Linked DNA regions of Homo sapiens: regions 1 and 3 are each linked to region 2. A link is a loop called in an ENCODE intact Hi-C map of the cell type or tissue named here. Cell type or tissue: gastrocnemius medialis. All regions are shown on one strand. Links, peaks and the distances in the headings refer to the core of each region. The heading gives the core; the rest is flanking DNA. Region 1 overlaps ADARB1 (adenosine deaminase RNA specific B1). Region 2 overlaps LOC105372836 (a long non-coding RNA gene). Region 3 overlaps SLX9 (SLX9 ribosome biogenesis factor).

Region 1 (5,991 bases), core at 650-5,649, 86 kb after region 2:
CATTTTTTTTGTCCGGTTACATCCAAGTAAAAAGGAGGACAAATTCTTACTGAACCTATGCAGTAAACTCCATTGTCAGGAAGAGTAAAGTGTCTTAGCATGAGTGTTCCTGAATTCTGAAAGTTCAGGAGAGTAAGATGTTACCTAGAGAGTGTTTTATTTCAGCTTTGAAAGCAGAGTCTACTGGATTTAGGGCTAGAGATAGACGAAGAAGAAAGAGAAGGGGCTTCTTTGAGCGCACATTAGAAAATACACCATAAAAGAAAATACCGACAATCTTCCAAAGCCACAGTCAGCGTTTCCCTGCCAGCTCCTCCAGTCTTCCTTCCTTCCTGTCTGCTGGGTGGCGGCTCATCTGTCAAGTTTTCACAGTCATGTGCTTCTGGGCGCAAAGCCCTGGTGAGCCTGGCTCGTTTCCCTGGTGGAATCGGACAGTTGTCGAAGGGGTGTCAGCCTCTGTTCAGAAGCCTGAGCCCCTGATTCTGTTCCTTGAAGTGTCAGGAGTTAAGGTGCCTGTATTGAGCAGGGGCTGCCGTTGCTTCTGACTGAGGGTCCTCTTCAGGCCCACTGGCTCTTGGCAGAGCTCAGTTCCTTGTGACCATAGGCCTGTGGCGCTTGGCTCCTGGAGACTGCCCATAGCCCCTGCCCTGTGGCCCTCTTCCCAGCATGGCAGTTTGCCTCTCAAGGCGTATAGGCAGGGTCTCCCCTCTTCCTTTCCTCTCTGACTTCTCTCATCCTTCAGGGGTTTACCTGATCAGGCCAGGCCCACCCAGGAAAATCTCCCTTTTGATGAACTCAGTCAGCTGATGAGATGCCTTAATTGCATCTGTAAAATCCCTTCACCTTTGCCTTATGTAACACTATATCCCATCATGTTCACAGTTCCTCCCGCCTGCAAGGCAGGGGAGTGTACAAGGTGTGTACCCCAGGGGCAGGATGCTAACACTGCACTGACTGAGAAAAGAATTTGTCTTACCTGTACCTGACAGGTGTGTACCTGAAAGAGGTGTGTGCCCGACGGTGTGTGCGACCGATGGGTGTATGCTCGACAGTGGTGTGTGCGCCCACCGGGTGTGTGCCCGACGGTGTGTGCGCCCGATGGGTGTGTGTGCCCGACAGTGGTGTGTGCGCCCGATGGGTGTGTGTGCCCGACAGTGGTGTGTGCGCCCGCCGGGTGTGCGCCCGACGGGGGTGTGTGCCCGACAGTGGTGTGTGCGCCCGACGGGGGTGTGTGCCCGACAGTGGTGTGTGCGCCCGACGGGGGTGTGTGCCCGACAGTGGTGTGTGCGCCCGACGGGGGTGTGTGCCCGACTGGTGTGTGCGCCCGACGGGTGTGTGTGCCCGACAGTGGTGTGTGCGCCCGATGGGTGTGTGTGCCCGACAGTGGTGTGTGCGCCCGCCGGGTGTGTGCCCGACAGTGGTGTGTGCCCGACAGTGGTGTGTGCGCCCGACGGGGGTGTGTGCCCGACAGTGGTGTGTGCGCCCGCTGGGTGTGTGCCCAACAGTGGTGTGTGCGCCCGATGGGTGTGTGTGCCCGACAGTGGTGTGTGCGCCCGCCGGGTGTGTGCCCGACAGTGGTGTGTGCCCGACAGTGGTGTGTGCACCCGACGGGGGTGTGTGCCCGACAGTGGTGTGTGCGCCCGCCGGGTGTGTGCCCGACAGTGGTGTGTGCGCCCGACGGGGGTGTGTGCCCGACAGTGGTGTGTGCGCCCGATGGGTGTGTGTGCCCGACAGTGGTGTGTGCGCCCGACGGGTGTGTGCGCCTGACAGGAGTGTGTCTGACATGGGTGTGTGAGCGCCCGGCAGGGGTACGTACACTCGGGGTGTGTGTGCCTGACGTGTGTGTGTGTCTGACATGGGTGTGTGCACCTGGCAGAGGTGTGTGCGCCCAGCAGAGGCATATGCCTGACAGAGGCGTGGCTTAGTGTTCAGGGTCCATAGTACATGAAGAATCCTACAGATCCCTATGGACAAGGCAGTACAGTAGAATTTGGGGCAAAAGACTTGCACAGATTTTTTTTTTTTTTTTTTACACAAGATGAAATTGAAATGGCCAATGAGCACACCCTCATTCATCCAGCGAGCATTGAGGACCCCCTAGAGGCCAGGCCCATGAGTGATGAAGATCCCGAGGATGAAGACGCCTTGCCAGCCAGGTCAGTGGGTGATGGCATTTGTGGTCAGGGGCACCCAGCACCACACCCCTGGCTGCCGTTGACAGCTGGGTGAGTCCCCTGCTGCCTGGGCAGAGCCACCTCTGCAGATGCCCAGGTGGGTCTCCTGGGGCAGGGACTGGCAGGCTGTAGCCTGTGAGCAGATTCTGGGACCTGAAAGCTAAGGATGGTTTTTACATTTTTAAGGAGTTATAAAACAAACAGAAAAGGAAGAATCTGCAACAGAGACCATAAGTGGTCTGCAAAGCCAAAGGTTTATAGAAATGGGCAGACCTGCTCTAAGGGGCCTGCTTGCTGATGGGGCCTTGTCTGGATTGCCAGTTCTACTAATTCTGGAATTGGAAGTTCTCATGGAGGACTGTGTGCTGGGTAGGATTTCCAGATCCCAAGATGCTTTGGCTGCATTCAAACCCACAGGGCAGAGAGAGCCCTCCGCCCTGTTCCTTGGCAGAGGCCTCCACACTCCGTGTGCTGACCGGCCTGCCAGAATGACAACAACTGTCAGCTGTCTGCATCCTCCTGGCACCCCTTAGTGTGGCTGCATACTGAGGGGAGTTAAAACCATAAACAGGTGGAGAATATCTCCTTCCAGGGAATCTCAGAGGACTCAGTGATTTAAGAGGAAAAGACCAAACTGCTGCTTTCAGCAGGACCACTGTGTGCTGCCTGCCTGTCAGTGCATACAGATACGGGGTCCTGAGTTGGTGACCTCAAAACCGTGAGCGGTAGATAGACAGAGTAGCCCCTAATGAAGCAGAAAGACTAGAAGAGACAGGACCTAATTTAGGTCGAAAAGCAAAGTGAGGCCTCAGAAGATGAAGGCAGAGTGCGAGAAAGGCTTTCTGGAACTGACAAGTCTGCCATCCACATTTCGAAATGTATTAGAAAAATTGGAAAAAAAACATATGAAGTGTAGAATGTCAGCAGAAAGGTGTGGCCACAGTCAAGAGGGCCCTCTGTGGGTCCTGTGGTCCTGGACTGCAGGTGGGCCCAGTGGAGACTGTGCTGCCCCTCACCCTCCCCGGTGGGTCCTCTGTGATGGGGGTGGGTGAAGCTGAGTGCTGTCCTGAAAATCTGACCATGCACAGCCCCTTTCCAAAGACCCTTCTAATTTTAGAGGCCGCCAGCAGCCACGGGACTAGGCAGCATCAGAGCAGGGACACAATGTGAGTCATATGCGCCTGTGTTCATCCTGTGGTGTCCCTGGGCCCATGGGGGTGGGAGGGATCAGAGGGATCGGAGGGAGGGGAGTAAAACCAGGGGAAGGAGTGGAGGACCACGAACTCCCTCCCCTTCTTGGTGGCCAGCTGCTGTGAGGACTCGCTCTCTTAGGACAGGTCCACTGTCTCTGAGCTCTGGTTCTGGCCTCCTGTCAGGTGCCCTCGTGCGGGAATGAGTGAGGGACAGCAGGGCAGGCTTTCCAGGCTTCCAGCAAGCTCTACATGATGGGTGGGGAGACCCTGCTCTTAAAAACATGTGGACCCTTAGCATTCTTCTTCCTCAGACCTGGGGCCTCAGCCTAAGCTGAGATGACAGGGAAGAACTACAGATACACCAGATTTAGGGAAAATAACGTCAAGTGGTGCAGACAAGTGGAACTGCTGCTTGTGAAGTGGGCTGTGGAGTCGTGATGTTTGCTACGCCCGGCACCATGTTTCAGAACCTGTAGCAGCGCTCAAGAGAGAATCATTCCTTTAACAACAAACATGTACTGAGCCCCTGTGGGGAGGCACTGACCGAGGCCTGGGGACAAATGTGGGGACAGACCAGTCCTGTGGGGACAGCTGGCGGGGGTAGAAAACAGTAGAGCTGCCCCACCAGCCAGCGGCTGCTGGGAGAGCAGGGGTGTCCCCGCACCCAGAGGAGGCACCCTGCCGCTCTCCCCCAGGTTGCTTGGTGTGTGCGCTGCAGGGAGAATCCCGCCCCCAGCTGGTGTCCACAGGGGCCAGGGACACTGGTAGGTAGGTGTGGAACAAGGGAGTTTGTGACTTGGGATTGTTTTCTACTTAAAAAATAATCTGAGTAAAGCTTGGTTTAAACAGCATCAAGTTAAAAAAATTCCTAAGAAGTGGTTGGATTCCCAGTTTATATGTGGCTTTAAGGTTCTGAAGAAGTACACAATTAACCACAGAAGTATGACTTGAATAGATAAGAATTTAACAAAATACACACTGTTGGGTGTAAAATCATAAATATCTGAAGTTCTTAGAAATTGGTAATTTTCTTTTAGCTTTGCTGTGCTCTGAGCATGACTAAACTAAAAGTAATGAATCCAGACCTTGAAGACTGGTGTGTGTGTAAAAGGCAAGAAGTGAGAAGATTCACGTGTAGATCCAGGACAATCTGAATTTACTTCTGTTCAGTAGTTCCCAAAGGCTTTTTCTACATGGAGGGACTCGGAGTGACACAGCAGCTCCCTCTTGTGGGCAGATTCCCCTGTGTAAGGTGCTGGAGGCTGAGGTTCCAGCCTGCAGCCGCTTGTGATCCTGATATGTCGAGAGTTCTGGAAGACTGATGACTGCTGACCCCCTTCTTAACCTACGCCATCGCCATGCTGGTGGTGGGGATGGGGCTCTTGGCCATTCCTGCCCCTTGGCTGCCCTTCCTTGGTCTGAGGGTACGTGGGTGGCCCTTCGGGTGTGCCAGGAGCTTTGTGCTTTAGTGACCAACAGTCCCCTGATGTGTGAAGGCCCATCAATCCGATTTAAAATAAAACATTTGAAGTCTCTTCAGAGGACGGTGTGAGGATGTCTGCGTTCAGTGATGGAGCTTGGCCTCTGCCTTGCCCCTGATTGAGGCTCTGAGGGTTCAGATACAGTCTCTGCCCACTGCATGTGAACAGCCTGGTGGGTGTGGAGGGGAGGAAGCCTGTGATGATGGTGGCACTGTGAGGAAAGTGGGGATGGAAGGAGGTGTGCCCAGGAGGCAGGGCAGGAGAGTTCATGGATGTAGGGTTGCAGCAAGTCTGGAAAGCTGGGTTTGTTTTCCAGGGAGATGGCATGGGAGGTGGGCACCCCAGGCAGGAGGGGCTCTGGATATGACTCCAGAAGCCTGGTGGGCTGGAGGGGAGGGAGAGGCTGGGCCTGCTGGGGGCAGGAAAAGGGCAGACCTGTGCTTAATTTCAATTTCTATGGGAGTGATGCCCTCAAACTTAGAAGGGCTTTTGATGAGAAGCGATAGAGTATAGCTCTTGCCCTCCTCAGTGGCATCACTGATTTTTTAAAATGCATTTTAGATATTTGTATTTCTATATTAATTAGTATTAGGATTGGCTATAAGTGACAGAGATGCAACATAATAGGAGCTTAACCAAGAGAAAGGGCTGCATCCTGCACTTGCTATTGTTTGATTTATGAACTTTAGACATTAACTGTGCACTGTTAGTTCACATGGAGGAGGATTTAGCTCCGTGACGTTTCTCCAACCTTCTTTTCCTGTATCATTTAGGATTGATTCTGGGTGAAGGTCACAGCATGACTCACAGTATCTTACACACCTTGGATGTATATACGCACTTCTTATGTCGTAAGTAATCCAGAGGGAGGAGTTTGCTAGAGCTAGTCCAGAGTTCAGCCATCTTAGGGCTCTGGGTGAGTATCGCTGCAGTACAGCAGCAGCAGCTTTAGACACCACTTCTGTGTTTAAGGCAGGAACAACTGAGAAGGAGCAGGCCGTGGAGCTCTTGTCTATTCCTTTTGTCAGAGACATTGTGGAAGCCCTCAGCATATTTTCACCTGTCTTTCACCAGAACTGTGTCTTTCTCCTTGGCAAGAAGTGTGTTTTGTGGCCAGCTTTAGTCACAAAAGAGACAGAAAAT
Region 2 (5,991 bases), core at 302-5,301:
AGCATGGTGGCTGGGCGGTGGATACATGCAAGTGTCATGTGTATTTCTGTGTACTCGTATATTTTGATATCTTTCATAACAAAGACCTTTCTTTATAAAAGCAATTGAAGAGAAAATGCTCAAAAGGGAAGACCATCAAAAGAGATTAAATATGTGCATGACTGAATATCATGTCAGTTGTAAAGAGAAAAGCCAGTCTGGCTCAGATTTCTTTACAATGACAATGGTACTAGAGGGTCGTGGAGCATCCTAGGAGATCCTTAGTGAAAGACAGTGTGAACACCAGTATTATAACCAGCTAAACTGTCACAGACATGGAAGGCAACTGACAAACATTTCAGACATGCAAAACTCAGTGACATTATTCCTATGGGATAGAGGATAAACTGTAGCCAACTAAGAAATGAATTTTAAAACATTATTGGAAGCACTAGCAGTAAGTTTTGAATCTAACTATAGGACTAAGGCTAGAATAAATGTGTCTGGAAGAATTTATAAGAATGTAAAGTGATAAATTTCTGAGCATAGAGAAATCATAAAGCTAACCACGGTTTGGAGTGAAAGGCAGAAAGTAGGTGGGGAGAAGCTGGGTGCGGTGGCTCACGCCTGTAATCCCAGCACTTTGGGAGGCTGAGGCGAGCAGATTACCTGAGGTCAGGAGTTCAAGACCAGCCTGGCCAACGTGGCGAAACCACAGCTCTATTAAAAAGTACAAAAATTAGCTGGGCGTGGTGGTGGGCACCTGTAATCCCAGCTACTCAGGAGGCTGAGGCAGGAGAATCGCTTGAACCCAGGAGGCAGAGGTTGCAGTGAGCTGAGACCGTGCTACTGCGCTCCAGCCTGGGGAACGAGGGCAAAACTCCATCTCAAAAGGAAAGAAAGTAGGTGGGGAGGAAAAGGGTGCTGACTTCCTCATCTTTACAGCCAGGGCTAAGAGATATTATTTAAAATTGGTGAAGCAAGTTAACTTCACAGTGACAGGTAAGAACTAAGAAGGGTGAGGGTGACTGAGGAGCGGCGGAGGCTGGGTTCCCATATCACTCCCCCAGCTCCGCTCACGATGGGGCTCAGTAAATAGGAGAATAAAACAGCATCAAACTCAGAAAACGATCGTTTAAATTTTGTAACCAAAATAAACATATCCAAAGTTGTTCTCAAAATAGTAGGTATTTGTTTTACACAAAACGTGATGACAGTAAGAAATATTGCCAGTATAGACATCATCCCTTCCAGGCTGGTCTTTTTAATTTTGTATCCAAAAGCTACAGTGGTAAGACAGGGTAGCCAGAAACCATAGCAAAAAGCCACTTCCATTTAGTGATTGCATAATCATATTATCAGAAGAGCTCAGTAAAATAGAATTTTAGAGTTGCTTTTATGTCTTCGTTAAAAATGTTTCTTAGGCCAATGTGAGGTTGAGTGGTCAACTTAAGATTTTTCTGTGGAATACATTTCAACATTTTTTAAGTCCTAAGTCTGAGAAACTGGCTGTCTGCTACACGAAAACCAAGATGCGATGTTCTCAGATCTGGTTGTGGTCTCCAGGCACTCCACTATCTAAAGAAAGTAACCCCCTAAAATATCCCATCTCTAGACCATATATTCATTTGCTGAGAAGTCATTTGCAAGGGAATTTCCATATTCAATAGCCGCAGTTTAAAAACTTATTTGGGGTTTTCCATACTAAACATATATTGGGTGAAAAGTATTATCAACTAATAAAGTAATTATCATGCTTGCAAGCTAAATTTACCACCTTCTGATTAGGATTTCGCATCTAATGTCCTTCAAAGCAACTCAGATGAGGGGGATGCTTTCTTCTTCCTTCGAATCCTCTCCAGTTCTAGATGTTAAGGACCATGAGGCAGATGGTTCCCCTACCTCGCCCCCATCCAGTCCGTTTCTAGGAAGTATCATGACCAACTGGGCAGGATTTGGACACGTTCTGCAGAGAATGCCAGACACCAGCCCATCTGGTGAACATTAGTCTGCAGACTTCTTGGTCAAGGTAATGTTCGCATTGTTTGGGCACAAAATGAAAACACAGCATTTGATTTCACAAGAACTTAGAAAAATAAGCATGGTCAGAGCAAGTTGTACGAGGATCAAAACATTTAAAAAATAGAAAAAACACATTGGAAGAAAAAGAGGAAATTTTGTTTAAAAAAATTAAAAGCCATTCAAAGATACACCATGTCGGCTACAAAAGATCTCTTTGGAAAATAAATCTTTAATTCAACTTTTTTTTTTTACATTATTTACATTAATTTTGGTTGAAAAGAACCACGTAGATCAATACTTTTCAGTCATTTGTGAGTCTAAAGTTATGTTTCTCTGTATGCTCATAAAATAATTATACTACCTACATTTGTCATTGAAAGAAAAGATGGTTGATAAATGCCAGATTTGTGGGTCTCAGAATTTCCTTGTTTCCAGATTTCTAAGGCAGTTAAAGTGACCTGCTGTGTCCATAGGAGAGCACCTCTCGTGAATGTATGCCTTATGTCTTTGCCAAATTCAACCTTTTCTTACTCATTTTTATTCTAGGAAACATTCTCAAGTGTCAAAATAGTCAACTGTTAACTATGAACACAGGTCGATGCTGCTCTCTGCTTTCGACACGTGTCCCTTCTCTTGTTCCTGGGCACGCCTTGATCCATCCAGGCTCTGCTGCAGCTGGGTGGGCCCTGGCTGGGCTCCAGCCAGTGGACCGTGAGCAGGAGGAATGCTCCCCCTGCTTCCAGAGAGGCTCACAGCCTCTCCCCGCCTGGGCCAGGGAGCAGCCCCGGTGACCTCAAATTCACCTGTGAAGGAAGATGGCGAAGGCTCCCTCAGCCTGGGCCCCTTGGTGCCACATGGGGAGAGACTCCCCCCACCCAAACCTCCCATGTCCCAAGCTCCGCTTCACCACCCAGGCCCTGCTTGTCCTGCTCTCACCAAAAATGAACACACTTCTCTTACACTTGGGCCGTGACACATGTTCGTATCTATCTGTCATAACGGTGGCCTCCCTAAACCACTCAGTAAGTTACAGGACTTCCTTTCATTCCTGTATCCTGAAATTTCACTAACATTTCTGCCTTTTCTGTTCACCTCATGATACTCACTTCTGTTTTGTAACCAGAACTACTTTAGAAAGGCCCTTCCCAGACGCGGAATTCTTGTATGGTTTTTGTTCCCAACACCATGTCATTCGAGTTGTTTTCGCAGCAGCGATGGATTTATGTGGCTTTGCTAAGCCTCAGCTCATACTTGCCATGTTTTGTATCCATCTTGGGATCTGGACAAGAATCTGGAAAGGGGGCGTCTGTGCCAGAGTTCCCATCTGACCTACTGCTGTGGTTCCAGAACATTCCGTCCCCAGGATGTCCCAGCCCATGGCAGGTGCTCAGCGGGGGCTTGTGTGACCAGCTCAGACTCCAGTTCGATGTACTCAGAGGCTCCTCCAGTGCAGGAGCTGGCGAGGCCCCCTCCTCAGGGACATTCTGCTTTGCTCTTCAGCAGAGCTCGGCAGGGGACGGGGCGGGAGCCAGGCTGCAGACCCAGCTCCCAGTGGGCAGAGGTCGAGGAAATGGCACACAGACTGCTCACACTGTTTTACACTTTGCTATAGGTTACTCATATTCATTGTAGAAAAATATAAACAAGAAAAATAAGCAAAAAGAAGAAAAAGCCCCTCGTAGAAACATCACACAGGTGATGACTCATGCCTGTACCTACGTGGACAGACCAAACTACGCACGCACGTTGTGCTGTGCACATCTGACCCCGTGACACGCGAGGCACTGTGCACGTTTTTTTCATGTAACAATTATATCATTAGCAGTTCTTAAGGTCAGGAAGTGAAGAGCTGGATCATTTTAATACTGCGTAGAATGCCATGGTTTGAATAAACACGTCATTGAGTAATACTGTAGTGTTGGCCATTTAGGTTGTCCAGATCTCAGCTATTATAAAAAGGCTGTGAATCTATCTGGGGGCGTATCCCTTATTATCTCCACAGGATAAATTTTAAGACATTGCACACATTTTTAAGATTTCTGACAGGCATCGTCAGGGCATCCTGCGGGAGTGAGTGACCGGCCCCACGTCCTCCAGCGTCCCCCACCCCGGGCATAGCTTTCTTTTTAGTATTTGCTAATCCAATAATGAAACATGGCATCTTGTTATCTTTTTAAATTTGCAGTTTTATTTGTGATGTTAATCTCTGGCTCTTGAACCAGTCAAGGTGTTAACCCTTTGTGCGCTGCATATGCCTTTGGTTTGTAGCTTGCTTGTTGTTACTGTTTTGTTTCTGTTGGTTTTTCTTCTTGTTCTGATTCCTTCCTGTACCCTCAGGAATGACGTGAGGGTACCTGGGACTCTGACTGTGACATGCTTTCCACACGCATCTCTGTAAACATTGGGTCCTTACTCTGGACATTGTGTGAGATGAAGCCCCCACGGTAGGGCCGGAGGGAGCACGAGAGCGATCGTCAGAAGCCAAGCCGACTTGGGGGAGACCAGCTACCCTCTGCATGTGAGGGGCAGTGGGCCTGTGGCTCGAGTGTGCCTGCTGGTGCAGCAGGGACAGGCTGGAACCACCAGTGTGGCCCCCGACCGCTGCGTGGCCATGGGAGGGGCACCACCTCTTGGCTCACAGACCTGCTCGCCCATGAGTGCAGCTGTGACCGTGCCAGCCTCCTGGGGTTGCTGAGGATCAAATGAGAACATGCAGGTAGAGTGCTTACAGCAGCGCCTGGCATGCAGTGAGCCCAATTCAAATGCTTCTGTGGTAGAATTTGATCTTAATTTTATAAAGCCCTCTGGTTGTTTCATTACCTACAATCACAGGTTAATAGTTTATAAGTGCTTCTTAAAATTTTCCAAGTCATGGGGTCCAAACAGGCCACACTAGACACAGCTGGCACCTGAGAGCGTCCCTGGGGTTTATGTTCTGAGAAGCCGCTGCTCCCAGGCGAGGCCTGCACCGGGGATTGTGAGTGGAACAGGAGCCGGGCATTCAGAGAGGCCCTGAGGACTTGGCCACCACCAGCCGTGGCAGGAAATGGTTGGCAAGGACAGTGTCCTAAGAAAGGAAAACCTAGAAGGAAAATTGGACCCTCCAGAGACTGCCCATTCGATGAAGAAATGTCCTTCAGACGCCAGCTTGGCCCTGCAGCCAGCACAGGAACAGACCGGAGCCTGAAGCAGCCGCCATGTAACCAGATAGGGCTGTGTCCAGGAACTCCAGTGCAACCGTGGCCCTTGGCTGAGGTAAGCACAGGCATCTTTAAAAGCCATTAGGTTGCACCGGGCACAGTGGCTCACGTCTGTAATCCCAGCACTTTGGGAGGCTGAGGCGGGAGGATCACTTGAGCCTGGGAGTTTGAGACCAGCCTGGGCAACATAGTGAGATCCCATCTCTAAAAAAAAAAAAATAGCTGGGCGTGGTAGCATATGTCTGTAGTCCTAGCTGGTCAGGAGGCTGAGGTGGGAGGATCGCTTGAGCCCAGAAGTTGGAGGCTGCAGTGAACCATGATGGCACCATTGCACTCCAGCCTCGGTGACAGAGCGAGACCCTGTCTCTTAAAAATAAACATGAGCTCCACTCACACAGAGCTGGCAGGAATGAGTTCTGCTTTCATCAGGGTCCTCAGGGGACCCTCAATTGAATTCAGGTCCTCAACTGGATGTGGCCCACCACAACGGGGAGGGTCATCTTGCTTTCCTCAGTCTGCCAATTTGAATGCTAATCTCTTCCAAAAACACCCTCACGGAAATACCCAAAGTGATGTTTGACCAAATATCTAGGCACCCTCTGGCCCTGTCCAGGTGATACATGAAAGTAACCATCACAACACCGAGCCACCTACAGGACTCCTCCACCTCGCTGGCTAACAGGCACCCCCAACGTAGTCAGAAACAGACATCCGCTCTCCCTCCCAAGCTCATCAGAGGACAGGACAGACCTGCTGGCCATCACACAGGCGGGTCCTTGGACCATCTCTG
Region 3 (5,991 bases), core at 182-5,181, 97 kb before region 2:
AGCGGAGACTTGGGAAGTCCCAGCTCCTCATCAGACAGTACAGACTCTGGGGTTACAGGGTTGTCTTCAGGGATTTTTTTTTTTTTTAAGATAACTGGAAAATGGCAGAAAATGAGCCTTGCCCCACCCTGCCTGTGTCTCTGGGCTTGAGTCCCAGGTGCCTGCCTGAAAACAGAATGAGCTCATTTTCTGCTATTTTCCAGTATCTCAAAAAAAAAAAATCCCTTTTTTAAGACCTTTTTTTACAGTTGTGAAGTCAAGGGTATGACAGGAAACCATGCAGAATGTACTTGTTGCTTATATCTACTCCCAAGTTAAAATAAGAACAAACTGACGGGGAGGTTACATGGAGATGGCTCTGTGGAAGCGAGGCTTGGGGTCAGATGGCCTCGGCTTGGCCGCAGCTCCCTGTGCGTCACCTGCCTTGGCTGCGTGGTGCGGCGGCTGGGAGTGGTGCGCCTTCTTACCTGCGCTCCTGCAGAGAGTGTGGCCGTGCCAGCCGGTATGTTGGGAGCCCAATGACTTGTTTCTTAAGCCAGGCATCCTTGTGAGCCACATGTTGTTGAGACGCTAGACCAGGGGTCGGAGGTGTGGCCTATGCCAGTCCGGCTGGGAGCGTGGCCCTGTTGGTGGCGCTTCTCAGGCCCATGGTCACGCAGTCACATGGTGCCATGCTGAGGCATTTGACTTGGACCAGACATAGTGCTGTTTCCTCCCATCTTAGTGGGAGTCAGGAGCCAGCCAGGGCCTCTGGGGTTCTAGCCTCCTGCACCTCCTTGCCGGCGTCCTCAGGGTTTCTGCGATCAGCTCCTTCATCTGCGAAAGGGGGGTGTCGGGGGGCTGCTGTAGAACTGCTGTGGGTTTATCCTCATAGAACTTTGAGCACAGAGACTGGCCCAGGCGGGTGTGGGCTGCACCTGTGCCTGAGGATCACGGTGACTCCACCTGGTCCCTGTCCTGGAGCACGTGGCGGCGACTGGGTACACGTGTCGTGGGCACAGTGCAGCAGGCTAAGCCTTCATCGGATTAAAGTCGCCGGTTTGATTTAAAGGCCTTAAAAATGGTTTAAACACACAGCAGCAGCAGAACACACAGGAGAAGATTCCTCTGGGCTTGGCCAGCCTCTTCTGTGCCTGTGTCTCATGGCCTGGCTCCTGTTCACTCAGGTTGAGATGAAACCGTGGCTGCTGCCATACTGGGCGCAGAGGAGGCTCCCATCTCCTGGTGGCGCTGAAGCCCACAGCCATCCAAGGGACCAACATCTTGCAGCATCGCGCAGGGAGGTAGGAGAGAGGCAGGGAAAGTGGGCATGGATGGCCCTGGCTTGCTGCACAGCCTGGGAGGAAGCAGGGGGACAGGCTGTGGATGTGGCCCTTGCCGGTCCTGTTCAAGTCCCAGCTCTACCATCTGGATCCAGGGGCTGAGTCCTCAGCGCACGGGGCGAACGGCCGCGTCTTTGCCCACCGTGCCTCACTCACTGTCATGCCTGTGGCTGAGACTTGAAGGTTAGGGATCAACTTTTACCTAAAATTACTTCTGTAGAAAATAACATTTCATGATTGAGAAAGCAGCGCGTATGCACACATTGCAGAATAGACAAATACGCAACATTGGGAGATAAAAGCCAGGCCCTGCCCCCGGAGCCGCCCGAGCGCGCTGTGTGGGCACCATCTCTCACTGCCCGAGGGCACTGTGTGGGCACCATCTCTCGCCTACAGGTGTTCTCGCCCAGGCCTGCTGCACGTGCCAATCACTAACCGGGGCGGGGCATCTCAGGAAAGGCCCTTAGCTAGCAGTGTCTTCAGGAGCCCTTGCTGCTCTTTGTCCGAGCAGGGTTCGCCCGTCGTGTGTGGGTTTATCCTCATAGAACTTTGAGCACAGAGACTGGCCCAGGCGGGTGTGGGCTGCACCTGTGCCTGAGGATCACGGTGACTCCACCTGGTCCCTGTCCTGGAGCACGTGGCGGCGACTGGGTACACGTGTCGTGGGCACAGTGCAGCAGGCTAAGCCTTCATCGGATTAAAGTCGCCGGTTTGATTTAAAGGCCTTAAAAATGGTTTAAACACACAGCAGCAGCAGAACACACAGGAGAAGATTCCTCTGGGCTTGGCCAGCCTCTTCTGTGCCTGTGTCTCATGGCCTGGCTCCTGTTCACTCAGGTTCACTCAGGCCTTTGTGGGCCGTGCAAGTCTGGATCTCACCGGCTTGCCGAGGTCCCTGGGCCGCTGTCTTGGGCTTGCGCTGCTCGCCCCCGGGAAGCTCAGCCACTGCCTTTTTCTATTTGCCAGACAGCAATCGGCAGCTTCCCTGGCCACTCAGGGAGTGACTCCTCCTCATCAGAGCTGTCTGCTGTCAGGGCTGATGTTTAAGTTGTTTCTGGAACTTTCACATCAGAGTGTGTGGCCTGATCACCTTGGGCCTGGCCTGGGGATTCCCGGGGCCGCCTTCCATCACCAGAAGGTTGGCCCCAGGGCCCTCCTTCTCCCCTGCAGGTCTGGCCCCAGCTGCTTCAGGACCGCCCTCCCATGGGGGATGCTGTGCCCAGCAGAGGTCTTTTGGCCGAGTGGACAGTTGGGGTTATGTGGCCCCACGCCCAGCAGAGGTCTTTTGGCTGGGTGGACAGTTGGGGTTGTGTGGCCCCACGGGACCCTCCCTCGTTTGGGGTGCTGCTATGTGGGTGTCCGTGTCATGTGCTCCGGGCGCCCCCCTGCCTAGGAGACGGCGGGGCAGTGTCTGAGCATGTGGGTTGCTATTTCTGAACCTGGCACTTGGAGCTCGGTGGCTGGAGCTATTTAAGGTTCTTGACATGTTCGGTTGGTGGGGCCTGGCTGGCAGCATCCTGCTGAGGCCATCTGCACGTCACTGTCCTCATCGACAGCTGGGGTGGGAGGGCAGCTGAGTGTTTTCAAATGGAAACTTAGGGGTGAGCAGGGAAGGGCTGGGGCCCCAGGTGCCACTGTATTCTGGGTGTGGCACTCATTCTGACTTGCAGGTGCCATCCTGAGACTAGGAGGTCCCCAGGGCCCTGCCTCTGGCAGCCTCCCCCTTGGCATCCCACCTGGTGTGTTTTCCAGACCCCGCCTGGCAAGGCCCAGGCCGAGCCTGTGCAGCAGGCTCTCCTCATTCACTCCTCAGACACTACTCCTCATGGGAGGTGGCAGCGAGTGCCCCCCGGCTACAGGGCTATCCCTTCCTCTGTGGGCGCGTGGCCGGCCTGTCATGTTCAGGGGCCCTGGGCACTGTGGTTTTCTGATGTGTGCTTGTCTGAGGTGTAGGCAGGTCGTGGAGGCTGTCTTGCGAGGTTCCCTAGGTGGGGCCCCCAGACTAGCTGAACCCACCAAGAGCTGCGAGTGGCTGTACCTCCCAGAGCAGGACGCCTCTAGGTGAGCAGCACAGCCACTCCCTCGGGCACCATCCCCGGCGGTGGGGCCCTGCGTCCGGGCCTCGGGAGCCTGTCCTGCACCATCCCCGGCGGTGGGGCCCTGCATCCGGGCCTCGGGAGCCTGTCCTGCACCATCCCCGGCGGTGGGGCCCTGCATCCGGGCCTCGGGAGCCTGTCCTGTGTTGACTTAGGACTGAAGCAGTTCTCTGGGGCTTCTTCCTTTCCAGGTGGGATGGGGTAGTTTGGGCAGATGCTGAGGACACAGGCCAGGTGTGGCTCAGGAGGCCAGGAGTGCCCTCTGGCCCCGCAGCCTGGGTTCCTCAGTGCAGTAGCGTGACCTTGGCGCTCTGCATTCAGCGTCCCTGGGTCGTGCCACCCCCCGGGGAGCTCTTGGCCATGACTGCTCTTCCCTGCGGTGCTGCTGGTACTTTCCTCGCTGCAAACCTCGGCCGCACCCCAAGGCCTTGCTGAAGCCCTCAGTCCCAGTAGCTGTTGATCCTTTGGCATTTTCTGCATCATGACCATGCCATGTATGGGGACGGCGGTGGTTCTGTCTCTTGCTTCTCCATTCTTAGGCCTTTGACGTGTTTCTCTTGCCTTGTTACCCTGGCTGGGAGCTCACAGGACAGCAAGAAGCCACGCTGCTCCCGGGGCACATGCTACATCCACCATTGGCTGCACTGCCCTTGGGGTTCTGGAGGGTCCTTGTGGGGTGAGCTAACACTGGGGGTGGGTGTGGAGTGTGCCAGGAGCCTGCTGCTGTGTCTGTGGAGAGAATCCTGTGGGGTTTGGAGTCCACGTTTCTTGTTTGTATCAGCTCCATGACACTTGCAAGGCCAGATCCCGTGGACTCTGCGTCTTCTGGCCGGTGGGTTGCTGAGGGGAGCAGAGGGGCCGAGCGTTGTGTGGGTGCCGTGCACAGGCTGTCTCCAGTGCTCCTGGGTACCCTTCTCTCAGGGGCCCCGTCTCCCAGGCCACCTTCTCTCGGGAGGAATGTCGAACCCCTGGCTGGGGTGGATGGTGTTGGCTGGAGGGTGGGGGCTGCCCGATGCAGCACTTTGGGAGCTCCGGCCGTCGGCAGGTTTGTCTGTGGTTTTGAATGTCCACCCTCAGGTCCTGGGAGAAGGGAGTCGAGGTGAGCCGTTTGCCTTTCCTCAGGACTGCGGAGGTGGGCACAGGGCCCAGTGGTGGAAACGTCCTCCGGCCCTGCAGCCTGGGCTCCTCAGCACAGTAGCGTCACCTTGGTGCTCTGCGTCTCAGTGTCCCTGGGTAGTGCCACCCCCCAGGCGCTCTTGGCTGTGACTGCTCTTCTCTGCGGTGCTGCTGGTACTTTCCTCGCCACAAACCTCGGCGGGGGGTGTCTGCCGATGCGGACCCTGGATGGCGGTGCCTGGTTTGTTCCAGTTTTGTTCCAGGACACTGTCTTTGACCAGGACAATTTGTTACCAATTTTTAAAAAGGTCTTTGGGTTTTTCTTTAAAATGGACACCTAATGACAAACATGTAGTATAAAGAAGGAAGAGGCCGGGGACGGTGGCTCACACCTGCAGTCCCAGCACTTTGGGAGGCAGAGGCAGGTGGATCACTTGAGGTCAGGAGTTTGAGACCAGGCTGGCCAACATCATGAAAGACCCCGTCTCTACTAAAAATACAAAAATTAGCTGGGTGTGGTGGTGTGTGCCTGTAATTCCAGCTGCTCCGGAGGCTGAGGCAGGAGAATGGCTTGAACCCAGAAGGCAGAGATTGCAAGATCGTGCCACTGCGCTCCAGCCTGGGCGACAGAGTGGGACTTTGTCTCAAAAAAAAAAAAAAAGAAGTAAGAAAGCTTGGAAAACAGAGAGAGACAGGGGCCCTCCCGCTTCCCCACTCCTAGTCCCCTGTGCTCCTGCCGCTTCTCCCCGCTGCCGCGGTGCTGGGCACGTGCACCACCCCCTCACATGCTCGCCCACCAGCGCTCCGAGGGAAAGCTGTGCTTTCTCCAGCTTATTCCTGCAGCACTGCCTCTACGTGAAGTTGTGCAAAGTGGCACATGATAGATACCATGAAAAACTCAATGCCAACTACCGTTAAGTGACAGCCTCCCCACTGCAGACTTGGTCTGTCTGCTCCTTTCTTTTTTTTTGTGAGTCAGTGTCTTGCTCTGTCACCCAGGCTGGAGTGCAGTGGTACAATCTGGCCTCACTGCAGCTTCGACCTCCTGGGCTCACGCAATCTTCCCTCCCACTTTGGCCTCCTGAGCAGCTGGGACCACAGGCACGTGCTGCTGCTCCCGGCCCCCTCTTTTCTTTACAAGTGTGTGTCTGCCCCTGCTGCTTCCCTGGGCTGCGTTCTAAGGCAGCCTTACATCACGGCTGCTGAAGTTTTGTTGTCCGATGCACCCAGCTCTATAGGGAGTGTGGGCCATCCTTGAAAACGGAGTAAAGACATTTGTAGATCAAACCACAGCAGTGGAGTTGCTGATCCAGTCTGATGAACGTCTGATACTTCACAGGCGTTACCAGGTTGCCTACTGCAGACACCGCCGGGAGCAGCACCCAAGTCGGCCTCCGCCTGCGGCCTGTACCTTTGGAGGATATGGACGAGGTGTCTGCTGATGCGGACGCCAGCCT

What was found. Hi-C counts contacts between places; a loop is a spot of excess contacts. Peaks named below come from ENCODE experiments on the same cell type or tissue, not always from the same donor. Only the 100,000 strongest peaks of a DNase experiment are listed, where the experiment ranks them.
Region 1: a loop joins it to region 2, with 5 times the contacts of the local background. A loop is called at or near these places in 5 of 110 quality-filtered maps.
Region 3: it touches region 2 in a loop (6-fold over the local background); 9 of 110 quality-filtered maps call a loop at or near these places.

What each region holds. Positions count from the first base shown.
Region 1 is chr21:45,132,677-45,138,667 of GRCh38, forward strand. The region is part of intron 2 of ADARB1 (adenosine deaminase RNA specific B1); the gene reads left to right. Among named protein-coding and RNA genes, the nearest start is that of ADARB1, 61 kb to the left of the region's middle. RefSeq lists enhancers at 837-1,337, 1,338-1,838. In gastrocnemius medialis, for the core only: CTCF peaks have their summits at 4,594 (motif pointing left) and 4,793; DNase peaks (open chromatin) are centred at 2,645, 3,345, 4,018 and 4,605; H3K27ac peaks cover 3,130 bases.
Region 2 is chr21:45,047,196-45,053,186 of GRCh38, forward strand. LOC105372836 (a long non-coding RNA gene) reads right to left here. Exons shown (of 5, transcript XR_937796.3): 5 at 2,211-5,991. Among named protein-coding and RNA genes, the nearest start is that of ADARB1, 24 kb to the right of the region's middle. RefSeq lists enhancers at 2,890-4,089, 4,025-4,658, 4,659-5,290. In gastrocnemius medialis, for the core only: no CTCF peak of the experiment used is centred there; DNase peaks (open chromatin) are centred at 2,656, 3,376, 3,756, 5,136 and 4 weaker places; H3K4me3 peaks cover 1,399 bases; H3K27ac peaks cover 3,920 bases.
Region 3 is chr21:44,950,028-44,956,018 of GRCh38, forward strand. All of the region lies in intron 2 of SLX9 (SLX9 ribosome biogenesis factor), which reads left to right. Among named protein-coding and RNA genes, the nearest start is that of SLX9, 13 kb to the left of the region's middle. RefSeq lists enhancers at 1-552, 2,044-2,994. In gastrocnemius medialis, for the core only: no CTCF peak of the experiment used is centred there; a DNase peak (open chromatin) is centred at 2,814; H3K27ac peaks cover 2,765 bases.